Regions from separate parts of the Homo sapiens genome. Here regions 2 and 3 are each linked to region 1. Evidence: chromatin loops called from intact Hi-C (ENCODE). Cell type or tissue: GM12878. All regions are shown on one strand. Each heading gives the region's core, and the rest is flanking DNA. Links, peaks and the distances in the headings are about the cores only.

Region 1 (5,759 bases), core at 274-5,273:
CAATAACTAGCTGAAAATGGAACAAAGAAAGCAATAACTACAACAAAATAAAAATCTCATGTTCATTAATAGGAAGAACTGATATTATGAAATGACCGTACTGCCCAAAGTAATCTACAGATTTAATGCGATCTCTTTCAAAATACCAATGACATTCTTCACAGAAATAGGAAAAACAATCCTGAAATTCATATTGAACCACAAAAGACTCCAAATAGCCAATCCTGAGCATAAAGAAAAAGTCGGAAGTATTATACCAGAAATACTAGATTTCAAAATATTCTACAAAGCTAAAATAACCAAAACACATGGTACTGGCATGAAAACAGACACATAGACTGATGGAACAGAATAGAAAAGCCAGAAAGAAATTTATACATTTATAGCCAACTGATTGATAAAGGCACCGTGAACACACACTGGGGAATGGCAGGCTTTTCAATAAATGGTGCTGAGAAAACTGGATATCCACATGCAAAAGAGTGAGACTATACCCTTATTTATCGCCATAACAGAAATTAACTAAAAATGGATTTAAGACTTAAATGTAAGGCTTAAAACAATAAAACTACTGGAAGAAAATATGAGAGAAATGCTTCATGACATTGGGCAAAGATTTTATAGGTACAACTTCAAAAACACAGGCAAAAAAGCAAAAATAGACAAATTGGATTATTTCAGACTAAAAAACCTTAAGCACAACAAAGGAAACAATTAACACACTGAGAGACAACCTGTAGAATGGGAGAAAATATTTGTAAGCTATTAACCTGATGAGGGATTAATATCCAGAATATTAAAGGAACTCAAACAATTCAATAGCAAGAAAAATAATCTGGTTTAAAATGGGCAAAGAATCTGAATAAATATTTCTCAGGTGAAAATATCTCTCAAATGGCCAAAAAGTATATTAAAAATGCTCAACATCACTAATCAGGGAAATGTGAATCAAAACCACAACGAGATACCATCTCAACCCAGTTAGAAAGGCTATTATTTAAAAAGACAAAAAAATAACAAATTCTGGCAAGGATGCAGAGAAAGGAGAACTCTTACACATTGTTGGTGTCAATACAAATTAGTACAGCTATTTTGGTCAATAGTATGGAGGTTCCTGAAAAAAACTAAAGATAGAACTATCATATGATCCAGCAATCCCACTACTAGGTACTTAGCCAAAGAAAAGGAAATTGACATATCAAAGAGCTATCTGTCCCCCTTGATATTTATTGAAGCACTAGTCACAGTAGCCAAGCTATGTAATCAACCTAGGTGTCCAAAAACAGATGAATGGTTAAGTAAAACGTGGTCTGTACACACAGTGGAATACTATTCAGCCATTAAAAAAGAATAAAATCCTGTCATTTGAGGCAACATGAATGAGTCTGTAGGGCATTATGTTAAGTGTAGTAAATCAGGCACAGAAAGATAAATACTACATTTTCTCACTCATATGTGGTAGCTAAAAAAGTTGAGCTCATAGAAGTAGAGAGTATAATTGTGATTATTAGGGGCTGGAAAGAGGAGGGAGGAGAAGAGGGTAAGAAGTGGTTGGTTAATGAATACAAAATTGCAGCTAGATAGGAGGAATAAGTTCTAGTGCTCCATAGTACTGTAGGGTGACTATAGTTAACAACGATTTATTATATATTTACATATAGCTAGAATAGAGGATTTTGAATGTTCCCAACAGAAAAAAATGATAAATGTTTGAGGTGATGCATATGCTAATTGTTCTGATTTGATCATTATACATTGTATATATGTATTGAAATATCACTCAGTATGCCATAAATACATATAATTATGATGTCAAGTTTTTTAAAAAAAGACTACTATGAAGCAATTATTAGGCTGGGCATGGTGACAGAAACCTGTAATCCCAGTACTTTGGGAGGCCGAGGTGAGCAGATCATGTGATGTCAGGAGGTCAAGACCAGCCTGGCCAAAATGGTAAAAACCCATTTCTACTAAAAATACAAAAAATTAGCCCGGCGGATGGTAGCACATACCTGTAACCCCAGCTACTCACTCAGGAGGCTGAGGCAGGAGAATTGCTTGAACCTGGGAGGCGGAAGTTACAGTGAGCCGAGATTGTGCCACTGGACTCCAGCCTGGGCAACAGAGTAAGACTCTGTCTCAAAAAATAAAATAAAAATAAAGAAATTATTATACATTTGTCTGATTAAACTACATCTTTTTTCATTCTGTCCATTTTTTGAAAGTTTATAAACATCTGCATTAGAAAAAGATAACGGAAACCAACTTCATCAGTTGGGCTAGTTGCTGCAGCAAAAGTCTGAATGGTCCAGTTTCTGAATAGCTAAAGAAAACCATCTATTTATGTGTTCCTTGCTATGGATAAATGGACATTTAATTTTTCTGTAGCCAAGAAGCCATCCTGTATCATCCTTTCTCCCTAGACTTATATTTCTGGAAAACTACCACAATGGTGTGAAATTGCAAGGAGTTGCTTCCGGTTCACAGTGAGAGCTCAAAACTTGAGTCATTCTACGTAGGTGCCACTGGTATGGAAGATGCTGTAAGAATAGGACACCTTGAATTTGCATTAGCCTAAGTCTTGCTTCCTCTCTCCTACCTCCCCTTAATTACAAAACACAAATCACTTCACCTCCTCTGGTACAGAACAAATTGACCTCTACTCCCCCCTGGTGGATCACTACAGTATGCTGGGCGAGTCACTTCTGAAATCGCCGCATGGGCCCTTAAGACTTAATAAATCAAGGGCCACCTCTTGTGAGCCTTACATGTTCTAGTCCAACGTACTAGTTATTTAGAGCTGAAAAGTAATCTGCCCCCATATTGTGCTAGTATTTTTTGGCTTGTGTCTTCCAAGTTGTTCCTTTATTATTCCAATGTTGCATTCTTTATTGTGATTGCCTGGTTACTTGTCTATCTCCCCAAATAGACCATAAACCACAGAAACACAATAATGTGAAGTGATTTTCTTGAGGCCACATAATCAGGAGAGGATCCCAATATAGAAATCAGGTTTCTCTATTCATGAGCCATTGTGCTGTTCATTCACAGCGATGTTCTGTGTTCTGAAATCTCTTTCTCAGAAGAAGCATTGAGATGGCAACACACCAGGGCTCAGAAAACAGATCCTGCTGTCAGCTCAGTCACGCATCTCGCCAAGCCCCTAATGTTTCTCATCTGAACAATGATGGTAGTTTCTTCAGACCATTGCTAAGGTTCAGTACAACTTCGAATATCTAGGATTCAACTGGAAAGAATTGCCATTCATGGGCAGTTGTAACACATTGAGAGAGAGAGAGAAAAGAGAAAGAGGGAGCATTCATCTATTAATTAAACAAATATGTCTTCATTTAACAATTATTCAGCATCTGCAACATGCCAAAGTGGATGCCAGATACACTGGTGAACAAAAAACACAATGACCTTGACCCTGAGAACTTTTGTCTTGATCCTTGTGGAGTCACTGGCCAGTGCCTCTCATTGATGATCCCAGATAAACAGATTGACAGGCCTTTGATCAGCACGCTATTTTGAAGAATTCTCTCATGGATATGTGTTTGTGTGATGGGGTAGGAGAGAATGCTGGTGACAACTGCCACACTTAAAATTAGCATATCTCAAATTCTTGAAACAAACAAAAACAAATAAACAGCAGCAACAAAACAGACTGGGTATGTCCAGCACAGGTGTCCCCTGCCTGTAAATGTGCAGTTTCCCTAAATCAAGCCGTGGTTGCTCTCTGCTGCCAAGATGCCAATGGGAGTGCCCAATTAGTGCCAATTTGTTTCTTGTAATACAGACACCTGTCACCAAAGAGCTTGATAAAAATAACCATCTCAGTCACTGCAGATCCAAACTGGGCTCTAACTAATCACCTAGAGGTAAATAGGAAGGCTTCAAATCCCACTGCAAATTCTCCAAGGGACTCAGTCCCTCTGACTGTGGACAAATTTATGCCGTATTTCTCACTGATGGCAAGACACCAACTGGCAATTGATATTTTTTTTTCTTTAAATGCAAGTTATCAGCCTTTCCTCCCAGTCAGCTACAGGCTTCCCCCTGGCAGTTCAAGACTCAGGGTGATAATGGATTATCTTTACTTTTAATAGCAAATCACCTTCCACTGAGATGGAATGAATGCTGCAGGAGAAGGAGAACAGATTTCACCAAGAAGTCCTTTAACTCTCTTCAGGAAACATCTCTAGTTCAAGCATTTAAAAAAAAAAAAATAACCTTTAAAAACTAACCAGGTTTCCGCTGTGTGGTTGAGCCAGCCATGAGGGTTGTGCTGGTTACATCTGAATTAGCCCTGCTTGACAATCACTTTCAAACTCTGTTGTACTTCATGCCAGCAGTTTCACTCCCTGGGTGTGCAATCGTATGGGGCAGATGCCTTCGAAGGAGCTATCGGACCCAGATGAAGAACATATAATATACAATAAACAAATGAGAAGGCAAGACATTTTTACAGAATCACCCAGGCAGGAAAATCAGCACGTCCTGCTCTTCAATAGTGGGCCCATCTAGCCTACTGCTTTATGGGGAGCAGAAATGCCTGGAATCTAAATCTGCCACAGGAGGCGTTTCTTTGCCTCCTCTCGATGCTGTGAGCTGAATGGTAGATTGCATCACCTCCATTGTAAGGCAGCTCTCGTTATGAGAAACCAAACATAGAGCCTGGCTCCTAACTGGAGTATTAATAATGAAAATGGATTATGTGCATCCTGTTTGCTAAGCAATTATCCCAAGGCAGGGATTGAGTCCAGATTTTTTGCCTCACTGCCTGAGTGGCAGAATGTGAATAGATAGACAGGTATTTGCATGCAGTGTCTCTGACCTGGAGAAAATGTCAGGAGCTTTATAGACTGCAGTGAGAGCTGCAGATGCATATTCTTTTCAAACATGGCTGGGTTTTGCAGTCTATTCTTGGAAAAGGCAAAGAAAGGGGGAAAGAGTTGGATTTGCTGTTACTGTTTAAAGATATCCTCCTGAGTCAAGGTGAGATTATTTTATTTTGCCCACCTTAAGTTTTTTATTAACTGGAAGTGACTTCAGCTCCTACCTTCTCAAGGAAATGAAATGAGTTTTATTTAGTTGATGGCGAGGAATACTTTCCCTGGATGTTTAATAGACCTGGGTCTGATCTGCTGAACCTAGGCACATTTTAATGAGAGGAGGCATTTCTCTAATGCTTCAGATGTACATTTTCTTCTTCTCCTCCTCTTTCGCTTGCTGTGATCCTGCAAGGTGGCAACTGACTTCCTCTCTCTGATGCTCATGCTCTATTTCAGGGCTATATTTCCAGGGTGAAATGAATCCTGCATAGGTGTATGCAGTACTTTAGAATCCTTCAGAGTAAGCCCTGCCACAGCTGTGTCACCTCCAGTCTCTGCTCACCACCCTCCTCCTTTGTCTTGCACTCACATGTTAAGTTGCAGGATGGAGAGATGGTAGTGGAAGTTCATGCGGACAAGGCTCATTTTCACGGGACCACAGAGAGTAGTCCTACAAGACTCAGGCAGGTAGCAGGGGCAGCACACCCCTAATCCTGTGGCAGAGGTCACTCAAACCCTAACACAGATTTTACACTCAGTTAAAATTGCCTGGGGAATGGATAAACAACTGTAATACATCCATGTGGTAGAATACTACTCAGCAATAAAAAGGAACAAATTACTTATATATACAACACCGTGAAAAAATTATCTAATTCGTTATTCTACGTGAAAGAAGTCAGACTCGAAAGACTACATACCGTA
Region 2 (5,759 bases), core at 279-5,278, 140 kb before region 1:
TTTTCTGTGTATGTTTTAATCTTCTAGATAGCAAACTCCTTAAGCAAAGGGACTATGTGTTACTCAGCCCTTTATCTCACATGCCTTCCCCAGAGATTGGCTCATACTACATGCTCAGTAAGTATTTGAGAATGAATGATGATGGTTTTCGAATGAGAACAGTGTCTGTGCATGGGTATGTATTTTTCTGTGCCCAACATCCCTTTGAAGAAGTGAGGGTAATGTTCCTGATCAGGGGCCAGCAAACTTTTTCTGTAAAGGAGCACATAGTGAATATTTTAAAGTTCGTGGGCCATATAGTCTCTGTGGAAACTGCTCAGCTACGCTGCCGTAACACAAAAACAGCCATCAACAATATGGAAACAAGTGGGTGTGCTGTATTCCAAGAAAACTTTCTTTATGGGCGCTGAAACTTGAATTTCATACAATTTCCACACATCACACAATACTCCTCTTCTTCAGATTTTTAAAAAAACATTTAAAAATGTAAATACCATCATTGGCTTGCAAGATATACAAAAACAGGTGGTGGGCCATTTGGCCCAGGGGCCACAGTTTGCTGACTTCTGAACTGGATCATGGGGTTGCTGGCACTGGTCTCAGTGGTGGGATTTACTAATTATAGAAAGCTGCTTTCTGAAATCTTCTCCGTTTTCTTAGCGAATTCATAAGTGCTTTAGTCGGTCCAATTCCTAAGAGGGGAATTACTATTTTGTCTGACTGCTATCTTGAAGGGCACTCTAATGAATTAAGGTTATGGAATTGTTGGGCAAGATGTACCACCTTACGATTAAAGAGTTATGATTAAAATATTAAAATGGAAGAATAAAATATAATTCATGATTTATTGCAAATCATCTTAGATACTTTTAGAAATCAATAACCCATGTCATCATTCTCATTTTCCCTGTGACATTCATTTATTTCACAAAGCAAGCATCCTCAATAATAGGAAATGATGCCAGACCACATGCATGGGTCAAGCTAAATATGCACCCCAAATTCTGGCACTATTGTGAGACATGATGAAAAACAAATACATCTACTTGTATAATTTTAGAAATCAAGTTTAGATTTTAATATAATGTTAATATTTATTATAAAATACATCACCCTGATGATAATTTTGCTACACAAAATATGCACACAAAAACAGTAATTTAAGCAAATATACACAACAATAATACAAAAAAATCACGGCTGAGCACAGTGGCTCACGCCTGTAATCCCAACACTTTGGGAGGTTGAGGCGGGCAGATCACTTGAGGTCAGGAGTTTGAGACCAGCCTGGCCAACATGGCCATGAACTAAAAATACAAAAATTAGCTGGGCATGGTGGCACGTGCCTGTAATCCCAGCTACTGAGGAGGCTGAGGCAGGAGAATTGCTTGAACCGGGAAGTAGAGGTTGCAGTGAGCTGAGATTGTGCCATTGCATTCCAGCCTAGGTGAAGAAGCAGGACTCCATCTCAAAAAAAAAAAAAAAAAAAAATCACAACATAACACCTTTACTTTAAGGCCGCCTACTTTTACACACAGTTATTTGTTGAATGTAGGTGGGAATCAGACTGTGTTCTTTACCTGCTGTCATTTTGGAGAGAATGCTTGTGAAAGAGGGTTGATTTACAAGGAAAATGCATAACAATTCCTATGCAAATCTACTTCCCAAAAAAGGTTTTAGTTGCTAAAAGTGTAGGCTATAGATTCAGACAGTCCCAGGTTCAAATCCTGACCTTATCACCTATCAACTGTGTGACCTATTAACTTAAGTTGCTTACCCTCTCTGAGCTTCAACTTCTTCACCTAAGAAATGGGAACACTACTAATAATTGCGGGTACCAGTGAGTTAATGTGCGCAAAGTACACTACACAGTTCCTGCTCCTCTGCAGTAAGCAGTCAACAAATAGCAGTTGCTATTATTAGTACATTTGTCATTAGCAAAAATAGAGACTTTGGTGCAGCGAAGTAACACACTTTTCAATGGTATAATGAATTTCAAATATAAAGCCATGTTGAAGTTCTGAGGAATGCTTTCTCTTGCCTGGGTTTGGGAGATGGTAATGGTGTACATGCATCTCTGTTAGATCTGCTTAAACACAGGCATCATTGTGCCTTGGTTTTCATGGTGGCTGTGTTTTGGTTGCATTGTGGGCTCTGGTCATGTTCTCTGCAATTTTCACTGCATTTATGCAACTTCCCCTTACCTAATATTTTGGAATTCCATCTTAATTTTATTTTTCTCATTCTTATTCCCTTCTGCTTATTTTACGGGCTCATTATAATTTATCAAATTCTTACGTATTCAAAAGCCTCTGATTTCCAATTCTTTTTAATCAAGATGTTGCTCATCTACTTAAGTCAATGTGCTGAGTAAACCAGTAAATGGATACTTACAAATCCTTATCCCTTAGTGTTTAGGTGTACAAAACCCAGGATACCAAAAAGTCATGGGCTCAAGGGAAGATATGAAGGCTTATTTATAACACAGGATGCACTCAAGGCTGCAGAGTGTGATTCAAAAGGCATAGGATTAGGAGTCAGAGTTTACTTGGATTTGGGGATTTTCTCAGCCAGCACAAACTGTAGAAATCTCAGGAAGTCATTCAGTCTCTCTAAATTGACTGTATTGGCCAGTAAATAGGGAATGATTATGATACTTAGGTTATGTAGTTTAATATAATTAACAATGAATATAATAATCACTTTGTAAAGTATAAGTCACCATGCATAGTGCTACAAGGTTACCACTATCATGATTTTCATTATTTACCACACATGTGCACGTATCTAGAAGATTATCCTTTAGGAAAGAATTTGTGATAGAAAGAGTCTAGTTTTGCCTCTGATACTAACCTGGTATGTAACTTTGGATAAGTCTTTCATTTACTTAAGTACTAATTTCCATATCTACAAAATAGATACTCATCAATGTCCTTTCTAGGTATAAAAGGTTGGGGTTTCACTAATACCAGGAAATAGGCACGGAGAAACAGGCTGACTAGAGTCTTGAAAAGCAGAAGTAGTGAATATGTGATTCTGTAGTCAATGAGGCTACTGTAAATGTGGAAGTTGAAAGATGGCAGGGAGAAAGTGACTCCAGAGGAGATTCACTGGGTAACAGGGTGCACAATGGGCTCAAGGAAATGTTGGCTAACACAGAGCCCACATGGTTCCAAAAGTAGTAAGACTGAAGTGCACGCAGAGCACCTGAAGGAGACAGGAAGTCACTGTTGTGCATCGCCTTGCATAAAGTGACAAAGGACTGGCCCAGGGTGTCCTTCACGTAAGTGAAAAAGGAAAGAAATAGAGTAGGTTCAGGAATTACAGCCTCCTGAATGGGCTTCATGCCACTCTCCTTCCTCTCTAGTCCATCCACCACATTACCACCAGAGGGACCCTAAACTCAAATATGGCCCTCCCCCTTGCAGGATTCAAAAGCTCTGATTGCTTCTTATTATCTACAGAGTAAAATCCAACACTCTGCCCCCACCTTATGCTTATAGGGTTGTTACTATATATATGGTCTACTGTCAGTCCTCAGCCTCATGAGTGGCTTCTCTTTCCTAAGACCAAACCATGCTGAACTTGCCGTCTTTGTTTTCTTCATAGCTCAGTGTCTTTGCATATGCTGTTCCTCTACCAGTAATATCCTCATGCAATTCCCTACTTGGAGAGTTTCTTCTTTTCCTTTCAGACTCAGCTTAAATATTATCTTCATGGTTCAAAACTGCATTATGCATTTGACGTACGTTTTTTAAAACAGGTGTTTGCATGTCTGCTTCTCTACTCGCATGTGAGCTTCTGGAAATGAGCCCATGTTTTATAGTACCAGTATGTACTTTGTTAATATTTTGTAAACTTTATTAATAGCTAATTAAAATAATCCAAAGGATAAAGATTAGGGGGCATCTGACAAGAACAGAGAAGTACAGGACTTGTTAGAATATAAACAGATAATACCTAAGAAAGAACAAATTTGAACTTAACAAAATTATAAACACAGTGGATAGGATAGATATGGACATCTTTACCAATTAAATGATTTATGCAGTAAATAGTAAATGTCTCTTATGAACCAGGTGTTCAGGGTACAGAAGCAAACAAAGCTGACTTAGCATGTTCCATCAGTTCCAATACCAGTATCCCAGGAGTGTGGTGAGCAAGGGGAAGATGGAAGAGAAAGAGGGCTTGTAAGTTATGGTGAGAATTTATTTCTATCGCAAGTGCAGTAGAAAGCCTTTGCTTTAAAATTTTAAACAAATCTTAATGATGAGATGATTTTGTTGAAATTTTGAGGGAGTCACTCTGGCTCCTCTATGGAGATCAGACAAGCGTATAAGTATGGATACCAGTTAGGAGGCCAATACATTAGACCGGGTGATAAATAATATTGATCAGAATCACCTGGAGGGCTCTTAAAACACAGATTTCTAGACCCCACCCCTAGAGTTTTTGATTCTGTAGGTCTTGTGAATATGCAGGTGCAATGGGCGCATGGGGTGGGCAGAGAATCTTTGTGTCTAACAAGTTCCCAGGTGGTGCTGATGCCTCTGATCTGGAGGCCACACCCTGAGAACCACTGGCCTCTATTATGGCGATGGCAATGAAGTTGGAACAAAGTGGGCTGATTTGAGAAAAACTCTGAAGATAAGATTAAAAGGGCATGCTGATGTACCAATACTAGAGAATATTAGGACAAAGCATTTTCCTTTAAAACATGTAGGAGATGAAATACTACAAAATTTTAGGAAAAGAAGTATCTGTCATATGAAACTTGAATGAGGTTAAATAAGAAAGAAAAACAAAACAAAACAAAAGAAATACCCTTCACGTAGTAGGCAATAAATGTTTGAATATCATTTACTCTCCCCTTCACACTGACTAGTAAAAGCAAATGGTTTCCTAAAGTGTTTGAAATAATTGTAAATTTCATTACCAAAAGCAGCTTCTAAAATGTAGGATCTTGGGGATGGTTGAATAAGAGAAGATAACTATGCTTTTTCATTGTCAGAGCTTTGGGGTGTCAAAGGAAAAAGGAGAAATGAAGTGGTATAAACAAGTGTAAAGCCTGCCCATTCACCTGCCCAGATTAGCTCTTCTGTTTTAACACCCAATACTGTATCCATCTCTCTCCTGGAATGGACTCCTTACCATAGCAGCCCTCTCTCCACATGTGCACCCTACAAGTCCATTTAAAAAACAAACAAGAACTCTGCATGCCAGTACCTTGGGGACCCTGCCCAAGCCCTGCCTCCTGATTTACCTTGGTATCTCCAATTTCTGCCCTATTAGCTACCATATTTCTGCCTCTTTGTCCAGCTCCATTATGAATTGTGTCCTTCAAACATTTGTATTTTGAAATCCTTAGAATGTAACTTTATTTGGAAATAGAGTCATTGCAGACGTAACTAGTTAAATTAAAATAAGGTCATTAGGGTGGGTCGTAATCTAATATGACTGGTGTCCTTATGAAAAGGAGATATTTGGACACAAAGATATACACACAGGGAGGTCATCATATGAAGACAAAGGCAGAGATCAGGATGATTCTTCCACAAGACAAGAGCTCCAGTGATTGCCAGCACACCCCCAGAAGCCAGGGGAGAGACCTGGACCACATTCTCCCTGAACGCCCTCAGAAGGAACCAACCCAACGACACGTTGATTCCAGACTGCAGCATTCCAGAACTGTGAGACAATACATTTCTGTTGTTTAAGCCACTTTCTCAGCGGTACTTTATTACAGCAGCCCTGGGGAA
Region 3 (5,759 bases), core at 279-5,278, 410 kb before region 1:
CCAGACTACCTGAGGCACCGACACAGGGCACAGTGATAACTATGAACATTAAAAGAAACCTGGAAGCATTATATCTGGTATCATTTTATCCAAGTCTCTTAATGTGATATTAACCTTCATGTATCAGATCAATTGCTCACTCTCAGGAACTGAAGAGTGTACATCAGAACAAAACCATCAATCAATTTAAGATTTTTATATTGATGAATATCAGTCAAAATAAGAAATAGCACTTTCTATGTAATTCACTATAGTACGTATAATTAGATTTAATATAAAATTCTAGAGCAGTAATTCAACTCAAAAGACTCATTTAAGCAAGTTTATTGTATAGATTGTTATGGCCAATGGGATAACTCACAGAAATAAAAGATGTAATCTGTACCTGTGTTATTGGTAATGGCTAAGCTGCCAATAACTTGAGACTGTCAAGATAACAATATGAGAATAACAATTACTTAAGTAATATACTAATGATAGTTTAAAATCCTTTTGTCTTATTTGAAATTTACAATGACCCTGTGAGGTACAACCAGTCATTTGATAAAGGAGAAAATGGTTCCAAATAGATTAAGTGATTGATCAAGCTCATATAACTTGTTATTAGCTATTACGACCAGAACTCAGATCTCCAGATGAGCATTTTAATTTCTTTCCCATAAACTATATGAACTCAATAAATACTTGTTAAATATACAGTGAAAGAATGCAATAGGAATAAATTCTAACAAAACTTAGCCGTACTTTTCAGTTGGAAGCTGAGGGATTGGGCTCAATGGAATCGTTTTAGCTGATTTTATAATACCATGATCCTATGTGGTAACTGCTGACAGAAACTGGGGTAGATCAACTCTTTGATAACATGGGAAAGTGCTCCCTATCTTAGATTATGATTGCTATTAGTTTCAGATTAAAATGTGGGGTATTTACACAAGACAACTTAGTGCAACCATATTTGAGTGGTTCTTAATGACACATTTATGACCACTTGGTGGCTGAGTCATGAGGAAAAATTACTCAGTGTTGCAGCAGATGTCATTGTTCATATTCCCACTTGAGGTGATGAGTCATAAATTGGGTTGGAATTTAAGATTAAGGCAGAGCATATGGGTGAGACCTCACACAGCTCATAAATTCACTGTCCAGAGAGGCAAAAGTATGCCAAAGAGAATACTTAATGAACCTGTTATATAATTGAACTTAGTGGGTTCAACACATATAGCATAAGCAATGACCTTCCAATCCTCTTCCTTAAAACTATACAGGGTTTTACTTGATTTTTGAGATAGGGAGAGGAGAACAGATATATCTATATATCTATATCTATATCTATCTATATGTATATATATCTATATCTGTCTATCTATCTATCTATTCTTTGGCATTTTGATGTGGAAATTTAAAATTAAAAAATCAGCTGTAACATACTTAATATTATTGTTTTTAGAGATGTAGCCTACACAATGTTTTGGACTATTTTGGGGTATAAATTTTGTCAAAAACAGAGTAGTTGTGGCATATAGAATTTGCATAAATAAGTTGAGAAATTCCTTGGATGACATTGTACAGCATAACAATTATACACCTGTTGGAGGGCCTAGAAGCATGAGTGTGCTCAAGCTACAATTGAAGGTCCATGCATATATAGGGATGTGGTAAGCATTTCATGGGCTGCTTACAATGGGGCTGGGTTAGGGTGGGGAGAAGAAATCAGATTTCATGGTGGGGCTCAGACTGTTGGAAAAATCCCATTAACATGTGTGAAGCGTTTACTGAATTCAAACAAACAATTATCCAAGCTTATATAGATATTGTGAAGTGCTATGGAAGAAGCAGGTTGAAACTATGGGTGATGGGGGAGGAAGAATACCTTTAATCCCATCACATCACCTATAAATTTCCCTCTTAAAGAGCCTGGTTAAGAAACAGCAGACCTCTGGGAGGCCTGAAACTAGCACAACAAAAAGAAATTTTATACAATATCATTGTTGGCCACGCTTTGCATAATGACCAACTCCAAAGAGCATATCATAAGCTAGCCCAACCCCTCCTATCCAGGCCTTTTAAAACAGCATAACGCAAGCACATACATTCAATAAGATAATGTATTTTATAATACATTTAATTTAATTAAATAATACTATCCTGCCATAGCACCTTACTAGAACCCAGAAAACAGAACATGCTAGTGTCACTCTTCACTCCTAACATAGATTTAAAGAAGGTGGTGATAGTGACCATTTGTGGTCGCTACGACACGTCCCTTGAAGGGTCTTACTCTTTCTCTCCAACGAGGTTATAAAAGCGCCCAACCACACACAGTACTTTTCCCGAGAGGTGCTCTGATAAATCTACATTTTTCTATCTAGTGCACTATTTAGCCAGTGATGATTTAGTGCACCTTATAGTAACAAGGCAATTTCCCAGTTGACCTGCTTCTTAAAAGTGCTTTTTCTACAAGTTCTCTTATATGCATACTTAAAAATTGCAGTTTTCAAATTCACTTTACGCTTTCTCATTAACTCCACAGATATTTGAGGACTGTCTGCAATTTAAATGTGCACAGAATGAGACTCAGAAAGGTGGAGACTCCCAGGTATGATGGGAAGGAGAGAAATGGAAAGTAGGCTGTGATCCTCTTTACCACTAGGGGGTCCTCTTGCACACCCGGTGAAATGCTTTGTTTAATTTGCAAACATTCTACTGGTTCAGAGACCAGTAGAAATGGACGAGTGAGGGTTTGAGGCAGAAAGGAGTGAGGCGTGGATGTATTTTGGGGCCCCTTGAATGCTGCAGACAGCAGAAACAAACAAACAAAAAACCTAATAAGAGGATAAAGCTTTTTAGGGTATTTTCCTTATCAGGGTATTCTCTTGGATAACATGCCTTGAAGGCAGCAGAAGGAGCCTATGCTTTGTGCTTCAGCTTGGTGTGGACACAGAGCATGGGGAAACACTGGAAGGAACACAGGAAGAAAAGCAGGCGGGGGGTTGGGGTCATATTTAGCTTTGGGCACTCTAGGCGTGAGGAGCATATGGGACACCAGGTAGAGATATCCCATCCATAGGGATCTGAGGCTCGAGGGAGCTGGCCTGCAGTAGATGTATTCATTCAGGGGTCATTGGCCTTGAGGTAGAAGTTGAAGTGGTGAGAGTGGAAGAGCTTTCTAGGGAAAGATAGGTAGAAGGAGAAAGATAACAGAACTAGAACAGACCTCATGGGAACCTTGTACAGTCCAGGCTAGGCAGAGGAAGGGGAGGAAGCAGAAAAGACTGAGAGGAAGAGGCGAGTGGCTCAGGAGGCCACCTGACTCTCGGTGGACCAAGAGGTCTGAATTCCACAAAGTAGGTTGCTTAGGGATGTTAAAGTGCTTTATGGAAGTCAAAGGGCAAAGGGATTTAAGTAGTGGCTATTGGATCTGTCAATCAGGAAGTTATAGAAAACCAACTGATACCTTACAGTCTGCTTCTTGTGTCCAGAAATGGCACAAAAATGTATCAGACTGTGTGTCTCAGTTTTCTAACACAAAGCCCCCAGCACACACGTTCGAGATAGAATTGTTGCTCCTCTGTGCCCCCGTCCCTGCCCCCCGCCATGCCTGAGCTGCCCTTTCTCTCTTCTCTCTAACCATTTTATTTTTACTCCTTTCTCAAGGTGTGACTCTCTCCTCCCTCCTTCTCCGACCAGCCTCCTGGCACTTGCTACTAAGACACTTGTTGTCTCTTAGCCTTTGTGTGCTCATTACCTCAATTAAAGGCCCATGCTGGTCATCATCTATTTGAGGACAGGAGCAAGGTTTTCTTTCTTATTCTGTTTGCCCCAGCTTTCAGCATGGGGCCTGAAATACAGGGAAGACTCAGAAATTATTTGAACGATTGTTAAATATTTGCTGCTTACATTAGCACAATTAATATAATCTTGGATTATTAGAATTTGAGGGGCCCTTGACATCATAAGAGACAACACATTCATTTTATTTCAGTTTCCAAGAGAAAAATAGAAACTCTGAGTTTAGTAACAAGACTTCACAGCTTGAAAGTGAAGTAGTGTGAATTTGAATCCAGGCCTGTTTAATTTCAGAGCTCATGTTCTTGCTGCTACTCAATGCCGTTGTCTCACCAGCAGCCCATTATTTGTGCATTTACCAACTAAAATAAAACGTGCATTTAATGAAGTTCAAAGTTCAATTTGGTAGGGTGCACGTCTTTCTACCAAGGTCACCTCATGCATTCTCATGCATTCTTTCTCTTGGTTGCATTTCTGCCATTTCCTTTGCAAATTAGAGTGGCACCAGGGAGATAAATGTCAGGCTTCTGTGGCAGGCTGGGAGGTCAGCAACTTGGTGTCTGCAATTCACACAAACCACAATAATGGGAATGGAAAGCGCAGATGTTTGTCTAACAATTATTATACTGAGCGGGAGTACAAGCAGCCTCATCTTTGCAAGAACAGTGTGTGTCTGTAGATCTTTCCAAAGGGGGAGTAGATTTTTCCCCTAAAGTTTTTCAGATCAGGAAATAAAAGTGGGCTTCCCAGAATCAGCAAGGGAAAATCTCCTGTCTTTAATTAGCAGGCACTTTGGTGTGAAGAGACAGTCTTCTTGGACTGGAGTGGGAGTGGATGGACAATAATTTCTGGACAATGTAAATGTTAAGAAATGAGGCATTTGGACACTACCTAGAATCATGTTGTCCTCAGATGACCCACCTAAATCATAGGAAACCCTGGAGCTGGTGCTCAGTGGGGCCTAACAGCTGACAGCTGGGCAGTAACTCAGGTCAACTGACGGGGACAAGAAGGTACAAACTCCTACTCATCCCTCAGGACCCCATGTAAGCCTTTTTTTCCTCTGTGAAGCCTCCCCAATAACCCCAGGGGCAGAGTGAATTATCCTGAAAAGCACAGATGGCCTTCCACTGTGTTATGCCTTGCACCATATTGTATTTATCCATGATTAAGTATCTCTCCTCCCTAGGACCGTGAACTTTCCAAGGTAGGGCTGACTCTTATTCAACTAGGCCTACCCAGTGCCAGCTACTGTCCTTGGAACACCAGAGGAGTTCAGTAAATGTGTCAAATAAATGAATGACAAATCTTGAGGTGCTGAGAGCTGACGTTTGAATGAACTGTGGCACGTATTTTTATGAGCTGTAAAAAATGGGAAACACTTGTGACACTAAGCTTCCCTTTATTTATCCAACTCAGCATTGCTCACAAAGCATGTTTACCTACATTAGTTCATTTAATCCTCCCATAAATCTTGTGTGGTTGGGAGGGACAACACTTTCCTTATTATATTGATCATAGAACTGAAGCTCAGAGAGTTGACACAATTCATCCAAGGTCACACAGCTAGCAAATTACACAGGGAAAAGGAGGCAGAGGGGTGTAACATGAAAAACAGTGATTTATTCCCTCCTTTTGGCCTTCTTCCCTTCATGCCTCTTCTCCTTCCCTCCCTATCTCCCTCCCTTTCCCCCTCCTTCCTTCCTCCTTTCCTTCTTCTCTCCCTCCCTTTGTTCTTTCCTTCCGTGGATCAATCCTATAATTGAATCTTGGCCCAGTTTTCTTTATCTGCATAAAACTGAGAGTAATCTTTTCCTTTCTGACCTCACTTTCCTTATCTGTGAAGTGGGGATAAGGATAAGCAGCCTTTCATTGGAGGCAATGTAATTATAATAGATAATAAGTAACATGTATGGGTTACCATTTGCTTTGCAGCCTTTTTTTTTTTTTTTTAACTTTCAGAACAGTTTTGC

What was found. Peaks named below come from ENCODE experiments on the same cell type or tissue, not always from the same donor. Only the 100,000 strongest peaks of a DNase experiment are listed, where the experiment ranks them.
Region 2: it touches region 1 in a loop (8-fold over the local background); 4 of 110 quality-filtered maps call a loop at or near these places.
Region 3: a loop joins it to region 1, with 4 times the contacts of the local background. A loop is called at or near these places in 2 of 110 quality-filtered maps.

Annotation. Positions count from the first base shown.
Region 1 is chr9:1,867,401-1,873,159 of GRCh38, forward strand. The region is part of intron 2 of LOC105375951 (a long non-coding RNA gene); the gene reads left to right. Among named protein-coding and RNA genes, the nearest start is that of SMARCA2, 150 kb to the right of the region's middle. RefSeq lists an enhancer at 4,511-4,560. In GM12878, for the core only: a CTCF peak has its summit at 2,680 (motif pointing left); a DNase peak (open chromatin) is centred at 2,561; H3K27ac peaks cover 761 bases.
Region 2 is chr9:1,724,173-1,729,931 of GRCh38, forward strand. The region is part of intron 2 of LOC105375951 (a long non-coding RNA gene); the gene reads left to right. Among named protein-coding and RNA genes, the nearest start is that of SMARCA2, 290 kb to the right of the region's middle. In GM12878, for the core only: a CTCF peak has its summit at 3,389 (motif pointing right); no DNase peak of the experiment used is centred there.
Region 3 is chr9:1,457,678-1,463,436 of GRCh38, forward strand. All of the region lies in intron 3 of LOC102723803 (a long non-coding RNA gene), which reads left to right. Among named protein-coding and RNA genes, the nearest start is that of DMRT2, 410 kb to the left of the region's middle. In GM12878, for the core only: a CTCF peak has its summit at 2,656 (motif pointing right); a DNase peak (open chromatin) is centred at 2,694.